Linked DNA regions of Homo sapiens: region 1 is linked to region 2. The links are chromatin loops, found by intact Hi-C in ENCODE. Cell type or tissue: CD14-positive monocyte. All regions are shown on one strand. Links, peaks and the distances in the headings refer to the core of each region. The heading gives the core; the rest is flanking DNA.

What was found. Hi-C counts contacts between places; a loop is a spot of excess contacts. Peaks named below come from ENCODE experiments on the same cell type or tissue, not always from the same donor. Only the 100,000 strongest peaks of a DNase experiment are listed, where the experiment ranks them.
Region 1: a loop joins it to region 2, with 7 times the contacts of the local background. A loop is called at or near these places in 1 of 110 quality-filtered maps.

What each region holds. Positions count from the first base shown.
Region 1 is chr12:6,315,147-6,320,512 of GRCh38, forward strand. PLEKHG6 (pleckstrin homology and RhoGEF domain containing G6) reads left to right here. Exons shown (of 16, transcript NM_001384598.1): 4 at 1-23; 5 at 408-503; 6 at 723-773; 7 at 1,109-1,258; 8 at 2,157-2,267; 9 at 2,401-2,550; 10 at 2,711-2,848; 11 at 3,155-3,274; 12 at 3,599-3,731; 13 at 3,847-3,962. Among named protein-coding and RNA genes, the nearest start is that of PLEKHG6, 7.1 kb to the left of the region's middle. RefSeq lists an enhancer at 3,525-4,144. In CD14-positive monocyte, for the core only: no CTCF peak of the experiment used is centred there; no DNase peak of the experiment used is centred there; H3K27me3 peaks cover 739 bases.
Region 2 is chr12:6,649,995-6,655,360 of GRCh38, forward strand. It overlaps ING4 (inhibitor of growth family member 4), which reads right to left. Exons shown (of 8, transcript NM_016162.4): 3 at 3,236-3,402; 4 at 2,942-3,056; 5 at 2,668-2,773; 6 at 2,277-2,424; 7 at 1,330-1,391; 8 at 307-1,240. The coding sequence ends at 1,201. Among named protein-coding and RNA genes, the nearest start is that of ACRBP, 5.2 kb to the left of the region's middle. In CD14-positive monocyte, for the core only: no CTCF peak of the experiment used is centred there; no DNase peak of the experiment used is centred there; H3K27ac peaks cover 1,184 bases.

The DNA of each region.
Region 1 (5,366 bases), core at 281-5,280, 330 kb before region 2:
GGGAGCTGGTGCCTGGGCACAAGGTGAGCCTGAAACTCACAAGGTGAGTCTGTCCCCACGGCGTGAATGCACACACAGATTCTGCTCTAGAGGAGGGAAAGGCCTTGGGAAGTGGGGTCATGTGGAAAAAACATCTGGAAACGCGTTGATCTGGGTTCAGATCCCAGCTCTGCCACTTACTAGTCAGACCTTGGTCAAGACAGTAAAGTTCTCTGGGCCTCAGTTGCCACATATGTAAAGTGGGGATAATACCACCTACACATCAGAGCACTGGTTTGAGGATTAAAAGGTCATGGTCATGCACAAAGTGCCTAGAACCTATGAAGTGGATCCGGTCGCACTTAACAGCTGGTACTTGCCATTCTAATTATCATTCCCCAACTGAACCAGCATTCTCCCCACCCCAGGAGATGAGCCAGGAGCTCTGCCACCAACAGGAGGCCCTGTGGGAGCTCCTGACCACCGAGCTGATCTACGTGAGAAAGCTCAAGATCATGACTGATGTGAGCCCCCCTCAGCCCCAGCCCCGGCCCCATCTTCCCTGCATGAGCCCCCATCCTCCCAGACTGGAAGGCAGGTCACTGGGGGAGGGAGGGGCAGGATTTCAGGCCAGTCTGGGATGCAGGGAGATAGGTCAGCAGTACTGAAGTTGGTGGGGGGTGGGAGGTGACGACACTGAAGGGCTGCGCTGGGTCCTGAGACCCTCGTCTCCCTCCCTGCAGCTGCTAGCCGCCGGCCTGCTGAACCTGCAGCGAGTGGGACTGCTGATGGAAGTGAGTGGGTGCTCAGGAGGGGACCCTGGCACAGCCCGACCTCTGAGCCTGGGGATGAGGGTGGGCCCTCCAGCCATCCCTGTCTGAATTCCCACTGCCCCGTTTTTTGGGATGCCTTGCCCTCCCTACTTCCCTGTTACTGGGGACTCCAAGCAGGCCACAGGCCCCCCATTTCTCAGACTGACATCCTTGAGATCTTCCAGGCCCAGTGCCCAGTTCATCCTTCTTCACCCCCGCCCCTGCTGTCCAAGCTTAAGGTCCTCACCTTTCCTCAGCCAGTGCCACCCCTGGGGACCTTCCAAAAGTGTGCTGCTCAGCTCTGCTCCCTCCTCCAGGTGTCAGCTGAGACCCTGTTTGGAAATGTCCCCAGCCTGATTCGAACCCACCGGAGCTTTTGGGATGAGGTGCTGGGGCCCACCCTGGAGGAGACTCGGGCCTCGGGCCAGCCTCTGGACCCCATTGGTCTGCAAAGTGGCTTCCTGACGGTGAGGCCTGTGAAGGGCTGTGTCTGGATGGGGCAGGACTCGGAGCCCTCGGGGGTCCTGTGTGTAGGGCATGCCCACAGTATGCAAATCTCTGTGATTTGAGGGGCCGCAGGACACAGCCCCTACCCCTAATATCACCTCACCTCCTCCCTTCATGCCACAAGTCTGACCTCTGTGCCACAGGCTCCTTGTTCTTCTGGAGGCCTTTATGAAATGAAAATGCAGCTGTCTCAGAGAAGGGTCACACCTTGGCTCCCATCAACTACAAAAGCTGGGTGCAGCAAATGAGGCCTAAGTGAGGGGACCCTTAGGAGGACCTGGGTGGGTGTAAAAGGCCACAGGAGGCACCCGGGGCACGGAGAAGAGTGACAAGAGAAAGCAAGAGGGCCTAGGATCCGACTTTCTTCTACAATGTTACCTAGCCAGGAAAATGTGGGCCCTGCAGGAAAAAGTTGCAGTGGGGTAGAGAGGTAGGCGTACTGCCCCTGGGAGCCTTAGGTACCCCCTCCATAGGAGCAAGGCTTCTGAGCCAACTCTTAGGTCGCCACCCCACCCCCAGGGTGAAATGGGATCTGCAATGTCCTGACAACGGTCCAGCTGAATTATCGATGGTGGGAGAGTAAGTCCAGAGCAGCAGGCCCCAGTAGCACTGTGGATAGAGGGAGCTCAGAGAGCTCTGGGTCAGTGTCGGGACCTCAGGCTCCTTCGTGGAATCCAGAGAAAGGGGCGTAGCCTCGAGAGCATTCCTGGGAGGATCCTGGGAGGGAGGGACTGTCAGGAGCTGGGCTAAGGGCCCCTGCGAGGCTCTCTTCACCTGCTCCTGGGTCCTGCAGCTAGAGCCTGTATTCATGGCCTTCTCCCCATGCCTGCTCCCCACCTCCCGTATCTGTCTCTCCAGTTTGGCCAGCGGTTCCACCCCTATGTCCAGTACTGCCTCCGAGTGAAGCAGACCATGGCTTACGCCCGAGAACAGCAAGAAACTAACCCTCTCTTCCATGCCTTCGTGCAGGTGGGAGAAGGGGTGCTGGGGAGGGGGACGGGTGCATCTTAGCCGGCCGGTCTCCAGCTGAGCCTGAGGCTGAGTTCACCACTAGGCAGGGCAGGAGGGAGCAAACCCTGAGCCCCACCCACCTTCCCTGCAGTGGTGTGAGAAGCACAAGCGCTCTGGGAGGCAGATGCTCTGTGACTTGCTTATCAAGCCCCACCAGCGCATCACCAAGTACCCACTGCTGCTCCATGCTGTGCTCAAGAGGAGCCCCGAGGCACGAGCCCAAGAGGCCCTGAATGCCATGGTAGGTGCCCCAGTGGGGCTGGGACTCTGGTGAATCGGGGACTGGGAGGGGGGTCTCTTTCTTAGTGTGTCTGTGACAGTGTGGCGCTGTGCTGTGGCTGGCATTGGTTGGGAGGGGACGGCTGAGCCGTCCCTCCTCCCACACCCCCAACCCCACCTAGATTGAAGCCGTGGAGTCATTCCTGCGACACATCAATGGGCAGGTCCGCCAGGGCGAAGAGCAAGAGAGCTTGGCGGCTGCAGCACAACGCATCGGGCCCTACGAGGTGCTGGAGCCACCCAGTGATGAGGTGGAGAAGGTGAGAGGGCAAAGGGAAGGGACCCAGGAAAAGCAAGGTCCCAGGGATACTGGTGAAGGGGAGGGCTGCAAGGCCAGAACACCCCGTACTTGGGTGCTACAAGGGTGTCCATCATTCCTACCTGGTGGTGACAGTCCAAGGGGTACAGGTCAGAAGAGCAAAAAGGAGGCCCTGGGAGGCTTTCTCTAGCCCATGGGGGAAGGATACAAACAGAAAGGTGTTGGTGGCAGAACCAGGAGCCGCCCTTGGCCAGGAAGTCCAGGCAGACTGCCGAGCGCCCTGACCCCTCCCCTCTGTGTCCCTCAGAACCTGCGCCCATTCTCCACCCTGGACCTGACGTCCCCCATGCTGGGGGTTGCATCTGAGCACACCAGACAGCTGCTGCTGGAGGGGCCTGTGCGAGTGAAGGAGGGACGAGAAGGGAAGGTGAGGGTGCTGCGGACAGAGTGGAGGGGATGGGGCACGGTGGGAGAAGGTAAGAGGCAGAAACGCCGGAAGTGGGAGAAGAGGGGTTTGGGGAAGAGGATGTGGTTCTGGCTAAGCCCCAGTCATTTGTGTGACCCTGAGCCAGCCACTTTGCCTGCCTGTAAAGTGAGAGATGTGACCAAAGCGACGCCCCTGGCCACTCCCGCATTTGGGCTCTGCGTGTGTCCCTGTGTGCCTGCGCACCATGCCTGAGCCTCCTCCCGGACCAGCCCTGCCCCTGGCTCCAGCTGACCCTGTCTCTTTCCCCTACGCCCCCACCCCCAGCTGGACGTGTACCTGTTCCTCTTCTCTGATGTGCTCCTTGTGACCAAGCCCCAGCGCAAGGCGGACAAAGCCAAGGTCATCCGACCCCCTCTCATGCTGGAGAAGCTCGTGTGCCAACCCCTGCGAGACCCCAGTACGTCCTTCCTTCAGGGAGTCTTTTCTTCTCCCTCTTCTCAGCGAGGGGAAGGAGGAGCTGGGACGGAGATCAAATAAAGGCTGGCCTCTTGAAGGTTGTCTCCTCCATCCAGACAGCTTCCTGCTGATCCACCTCACTGAATTCCAGTGTGTCTCCAGCGCCCTCCTTGTGCACTGTCCCAGTCCTACAGACCGTGCCCAGTGGCTGGAGAAGACCCAGCAGGCCCAGGTATGGGAAAGCCAGCAACGGGGAGGCATGGGCAGGGGTCCCCGGAGCTCAGAAATGGGAGCACAGTGGTGGATCACACCTGTAATCTCAGCACTTTGGGAGGCTGAGGCAGGTGGATCACCTGAGGTCAGGAGTTTGAGACCAGCCTGGCCAACATGGTGAAACCCCGTCTCTACTAAAAATACAAAAATTAGCCGGGCGTGGTGGTGTGTGCCTGTAGTCCCCATTACTTGGGAGGCTGAGGCAGGAGAATCACTTGAGCCCGGGAAGTGGAGGTTGCAGTGACCTGAGATCGTGCCACTGCACTCTAGCCTGGGTGACAGAGTGAGACCCTGAAGAAGAAGGAAAAAAAAAAGAATGTAGGAAGGAAGGAAGGAACGAATGAACATGGGAGCGCAGAGGGGAGGAGGAGAGAGGCTGGGGTGGATTCAGTTTCAGACTGGACAATCTGATGTGCCCCAGAGAGGGAGGCAGAGCCTCCACCATCCATCAGAAGACAGAAAAAGCCTTTGGCCAGCTACTGTGCCAGCCACTGGGAGAGCCCAAGATACAGCATCCCCTGAAGGTTTGTACAGCCTGAAATGATTAACTTCTAGAAGTCATCTTCCATTCGCAGACATTTACAGGGCACTTGCTGAGTACGGCAGGCACTAGAGCTAGGTGCTAGGGAATCAGAAAAGAGTAAACCACCATTCCTGCCCTCAAGGCCTAGGTGCTGCAGCCTGGTTGAGTAATTAGTATACAAACAATAGAGAGAAGTTATGTAGAATGAAGCTGGGACAGAGAAGGGAGCAAGGCATTGTCTGCTGGGTCTGTTTGGAAGGGACACAGAGGAGCTGATGTCTGAGCACCATTTGGGAGGATACCTAGGAGTATGTCAGGGAGTCAGGGTGGAAGGGAAGGGCATTCCACATGGAGGAGCAGAACGTGCAAAGGCGGGAACTGTGAAACAGTTGTGTGTGTTGAGAGAACTGCCCCCATTGGTATTGCTACAGTATCAAGTACAAGAGTAGACGCAGCAGGGAGAGGCTAGGGGGTAGGTGCCACCAGGTCATGCCCATCTCTGCATGTCATGATAAAGCATCCTATAGATGAGCTTTGTCCTTTGGATGACAGAGGGCCAGTGAAGGAGTCGGGCAGGGGAGTGATGTGAGCAGATAAAAAGCAGGAGGAGTTCAAAAGAAGAGAGATGCAAATGGAGCTGTATTAGGTCCCACAAACTTGGTGGCCTAAAATGCATCAGAAGCTTACTCTCTCACAGTTCTGGAGGCCAGAAGTTTCAAATCAAGGTGTTGGCAGAGCTGAGTTTCCTCTGGAGGCTCTAGAGGAGAATCCATCCTTGCCTCTTCCAGCTCCTGGTTGCCCCAGGCGTTCCGTGGCTTGTGGTAACAAAATTCCAAACTC
Region 2 (5,366 bases), core at 166-5,165:
TGTAATCCCAGCACTTTGGGAGGCCAAGGCAGGCAGATCATGAGGTCAAGAGATGGAGACCATCCTGGCCAACACGGTGAAACCCTGTCTCTACTAAAAATACAAAATTAGCTGGGCGTGGTAGCATGTGCCTGTAGTCCCAGCTACTTGTAAGACTGAGGCAGGAGAATCACTTGAACCCGGAGGCGGAGACTGCAGTGAGCCAAGATCACGCCACTGCACTCCAGCCTGGCAACAGAGTGAGACTTCGCCTCAAAGGAAAAAAAAAAAGAAGTCAAGCTAATGTATAGTATAGCAGTACGTATGTATAGCACAAATACATCATTTATTGGAAATTAAGTGAAAGATGTTTTATGGAGAAAAGATGCATGATTTACAAAGTTTTGGAGACCCCCTGGTCTGAGGCCTACCCTCCAGCACCTCTGTCTTTCCCAAGTTGAGAACTTACAAGTTCTCGGACAGAGGCACCACTCTGGTTTCATGTCGTGTCCTAATTCTGGCATGCCATCCTCTCACATTGCATCCAACCCAGAGGACGCAAAATGAATGCTCAGCATGTTTACTAAAACAGTGTCTCTACAATAAACACAGCAGGCCAACATGTATAGCTTTTATTTACCTACCCAAGTTCCTTTTACATGTGAGTTATCTGCATTCCACCTTGCCCCCTCTCCCAGGATGAATCCTCTTGGCACAGAGGAAGGGGTGCCCCTTCAACTAGGGCCAGAGCCTAGATGACCTGGTGGATCCCCCACCATGAAAAAAGCAGGAAGGGAATGGAGAAGAAAAGTGTTGATCACACCTAGCCCTCACCACAGGAGGGGGAATGAAGAGGTCTGGGGGACTGCCCCCATGCTATGCCCCAGTCCTTAAATACAAAGCAAGGAGAATGAAAAGGACCCTCCCTCTGAAATACAGCACCGACCTCAGCATGGAGGCAAAAGGACAGTGGGCAAGACCACGTCCCTCCGAAGGGAGAGGGCTGAAGGAGAGCACATACCGTTAGTGGCTGCGGCACCCCTCCCTACCAGGGTCTGATGCAGCCTCAGCACCGGGAGTGGGGAGAGGGGAGGAGAAGGGATGACAGCACTGTGCCATCCACTCCTCCCTGAACCCCTGGCCCCAGCACAGGCATTCCTCTGCCCACTAGCCCAAGTCAGGGGATGTGGAAGAAACTGTGTTGGAATCCAAGGCCCTTATCTATTTCTTCTTCCGTTCTTGGGAGCAGCGTGGGCAAAACCTGAAACAGAGAAGGGGAGAGAAAAGTGAGTGAAAGGGAGAATGCCCTTGACCACTCAACTTAGGGACCCTCCAACTCCTGCCACTTACCATTTCCCCCGAGGCTTGGTTGTCAGCCCCACACAGGCAAAATGGAACCACTCAATGGAACACTGGAAGAGGAAGAAAGAAGTAGTCAGGGGCCAGGAAGGGCCAGAGGAAGGAGAGAAAGCCCCTCCAGATTCCTTAGGAACATCCTGTCCTTTACTCCATCCTTTTGGAGAATTCTTGGAAGTCCCAAGGCCAACCAGTTCCCACCATCTTCCTTCTATTCTTTTTTTCTTTTTGAGGCAGAGTCTCACTCTGTTGCCCAGGCTGGAATGCAATGACATGATCTCAGCTCACTGCAACCCCCGCCTCCCGAGTTCAAGCTATTCTCCTGCCTCAGCCTCCCAAGCAGCTGAGATTACAGGCACAGGCTATCATGCCTGGCTAATTTTTGTATTTTTAGTGGAGACGGGGTTTCACCGTGTTGGCCAGGCCAGTCTCGAACTCCTGATCTCAAGTGATCTGCTCACCTTGGCCTCCCAAAGTGCTGGGATTACAGGCGTGAGCCACAGCGCCAGGCTTTCAGGCTTTTTTTTTTTTTTTTTTTTTGAGACAGAGTCTTGCTCTTGTCGCCCAGGTTAGAGTGTGGTGGCGTGATCTCAGCTCACTGCAACCTCTGCCTCCTAGGTTCAAGCAATTCTCCTGCCTCTCGCCTCAGCCTCCCGAGTAGCTGGGATGACAGTCGTGTGCCACTATGCTCAGCTAATTTTTGTATTTTTAGTAGAGAAGGGGTTACACTATGTTGGCCAGGCTGGTCTCAAACTCCTGACCTCACGTGATCTGCCCGCCTCAGCCTCCCAAAGTGCTGGGATTTCAGGCAAGAGCTACTACGTCCAGCCCATCTTTCTTCTATTCTGAAGTCCCAGTACTCAACTGTGGGATTTTCCCTCTTGTACCCACTCCCTTCATGCCCCTCACAACCCCCCATCCTAAGGCAAAATGTTTCTCACATCAGGGTTGTCACAGCCAATCATCTCTCCATAGGAGACCTGGTGACAAAGGCAATAGGTGGGTTCGTTGGGATCCACAGGCATATCCAACACATCAGAGGGGTGGACACTGCCAAAGGTCACTGAGGGCATCCCATACTCAGGACTTCTGCATGCCAAGAGGAAGAGAAAGTGTCATCTACAGGAAGGGAAGCTAAAGCCTGAGGCTTTCAGAGGTGGCAGGAGATCCTGGTAGGGCAAATGATTTGTGGCTTCTCCAGCAGATACCAAAATGATAAGAAGAGTTCTTGGCGCAGACATATAGAAAGCGGCAGGGGGCGGTGCAGGCTGGGAGTGGGGCACCGGGAGAGAAGAGGATGTCATCCGGCAAAGGGCTCCCTGAATCACTCACGTGCGCACGAGCTTTAACTTCTTCTGGGCAGTCTTGGGGGCTTCTTCATCCGAGTTTTTCCCTTTGGAACGAGCACGAGCAGCTTTCTTCTCCTTTTGAGTCCGGCCTTCTAGGGAAGAGGGAGAAAGCCAGAAGGCAGGGAGACAGAAAGATGGGTTAAGTCCTCTTCTCTCCCCCTTTCCAACCTGGTGCCAAACTTCCCACCAGATGAAGAGCTGACTTCTTCTCCCTTTCAGTCCTCGCCCCACCTCTCACAGCCCCGCCCCCTCCTCACTCTTTTTGCCTTTGCTGGAAGAGCTGTCATAGTCACTTGACTCAATCTGTTTCTCCTTGAGATCAGCCTCAAAACGGGCCAGGTCTGTGTCCAGCCGCCGAATGTGTTTGTCCACCTGGGTGGAAAGGAAGGAGAAAGGAGAGGTACAAAACTATCTCCAATTAAAGAAAATAGGTTAAGGCAGAGTTTATGGATCTCACAGACCCCAAACAGATCCCAACACAGTTGAAGGAGGGGTCTAAGACCCTGAGGATTAGATGGGAAGTAGGTGGGGAGCCATGAACAGGGCCATACCATCTCATAGGTCTGCATGGCAAGCTGCACCTTGTCGTCACCAAATTCCTTGCACTTGCCATAGGCTTCCTGGATCTGTTTGAGAAGGGCCAATTTTTCCTCGGAGCTCAGGCTGCGGGCACTACTCATATACTCAGTGGCCAACTTGTCAATTTCAGCCTTCAGGTCTACAACAGAGACAGAGGCCTGGTCACAATGGCCCCTGAGTGGCTAGGTGAAACACATTTCTTCCTTTTGTTCTTTGGACCTTTTCCATTGATTAGCATAACCTTCCAACTAAAAAGTACTGAATGTTCAGAGGTACTGTGCCATGCACTCAAGTAATGGAACATACTGACAATATTTGCTTTAAAGGTCCTTTCAAGGTGCTGAAAACATTGCTATCATAGTTGGAATTTAAATTACTGAAACACAGCAAGGGATCCTTTGCACACCACATTAATATGAAGTGTATTTTTGTCCATGTTTGAAGATGCTTCTTTGAAGGGCTTGCTGCTTCTTGAATTTTGTCTCAAAAGCCATTGTTTCCTTCTCAAAAACATCCCACAGCAGTTGTCTGCCGCAAATCAGGCTGAGTCATCTGCTGTTGCTGGTTTCCAAGTCTGTACATCAATATCATACATTTCAAAATTATTAGTATTTTTTCTTTTTGACACAGGGTCTCACTTTGTCGCCCAGGCTGGAGTGCAGTGGCACAATCATGGCTCACTGCAGCCTCAACTTCCTGAGCTCTGGTGATCCTCCCATCTCAGGCACCACCACGCCTGGCTAATTTTTTCTATTTTTTTGTAGAGACAGGCTTTTTCCACGTTACCCAGGCTGGTCTCGAACTCCTGGGTCAAGCAATCTGCCTGCTTCAGCCTCCCAAAGTGCTGGGATTATTGGGGGTGAGCTACCATGCCTGGCCTAATCTATTTATTTTTAGAGGCAGGCGCAGGTTCTCTCTTATGTTTGTTGCCTAGGCTGACCTCCAACTCCTGTCCTCAAGTGATTCTATCTTTTCGCCTCCTGAGTAGTTGAGTATATCACACAATTTAAAATTAGACCTTACTCCAACATCCATGTAACAATTCTGCTTATCTTACTGCTCACTCTATTTTTCTTTTTTTTTTTTTTTGAGACAGGGTCTCACTCTATTGCCCAGGTTGGATGGAGTGCAGTGGCATGATCATGGATCACACTGCAGCCTCAACCTCTGAGCTCAAATGATCTCCCATTTCAGCCTCTGGAGTAGCTGGGACCACAGGCACATGCCACTACACCCTGATAATTTTTTTAAAAAAATTATTTCTAGAGATGAGGTCTCACTATATTGCCCAGGCTGGTCTTGAACTCCTGGTCAAATGATCCACCTGCCTCAGCCTCCCAAAGTGTTGGGATTCCAGGTGTGAGCCACTGCAGCCAGGCTGCCCATCCTATTTGGCTCATCATTGCAACTTCTTTCATTTTCCATTACTTCTTTTTTTCCTGTTTGTCCATCCTAGATATTGCTCCAAACACGTTTTTTTGTTTTGAGACGGAGTCACGCTCTGTTGCCCAGGCTGGTGTGCAGTGGCACGATCTTGGCTCACCTCAACCTCTGCCTCGTGGGTTCAAGGGATTCTCGTGCCTCAGTCTCCCAAGTAGCTGGGACTACAGGTGTGCGCCACCACATCTGGCTAATTTTTGCATTTTTAGTAGAGATGTGGTTTCACCATGTTGGCCAGGCTGGTCTCGAAGTTCTGATCTCAAGTGATCTGCCCGCCTCGGCCTCCCAAAGTACTGGGATTACAGACATGAGCCACGGCACCCGGTCTCCCAGATGTTTTATTTTATTTTATTTATTTTTTTTTGAGACCAAGTCTCACTGTGTTGCCCAGGCTGGAGTGCAGTAGTGTGATTTCAGCTCACTGCAACCTCCACCTCCCAGGTTCAAGCGATTCTCCTGCATCAGCCTCCTGAGTAGCTGGGATTACTGGCATGCGCCACCACACCCGACTAATTTTTGTATTTTTAGCAGAGACAGGGTTTCACCATATGGGCCAGGCTGATCTCAAACTCCTTATCTCAGGAGACTCACCCGCCTCTGCCTCCCAAAGTGCTGGGATTACAGGCGTAAGCCACCGCACCCGGCCCCAAATGTTTTAATATT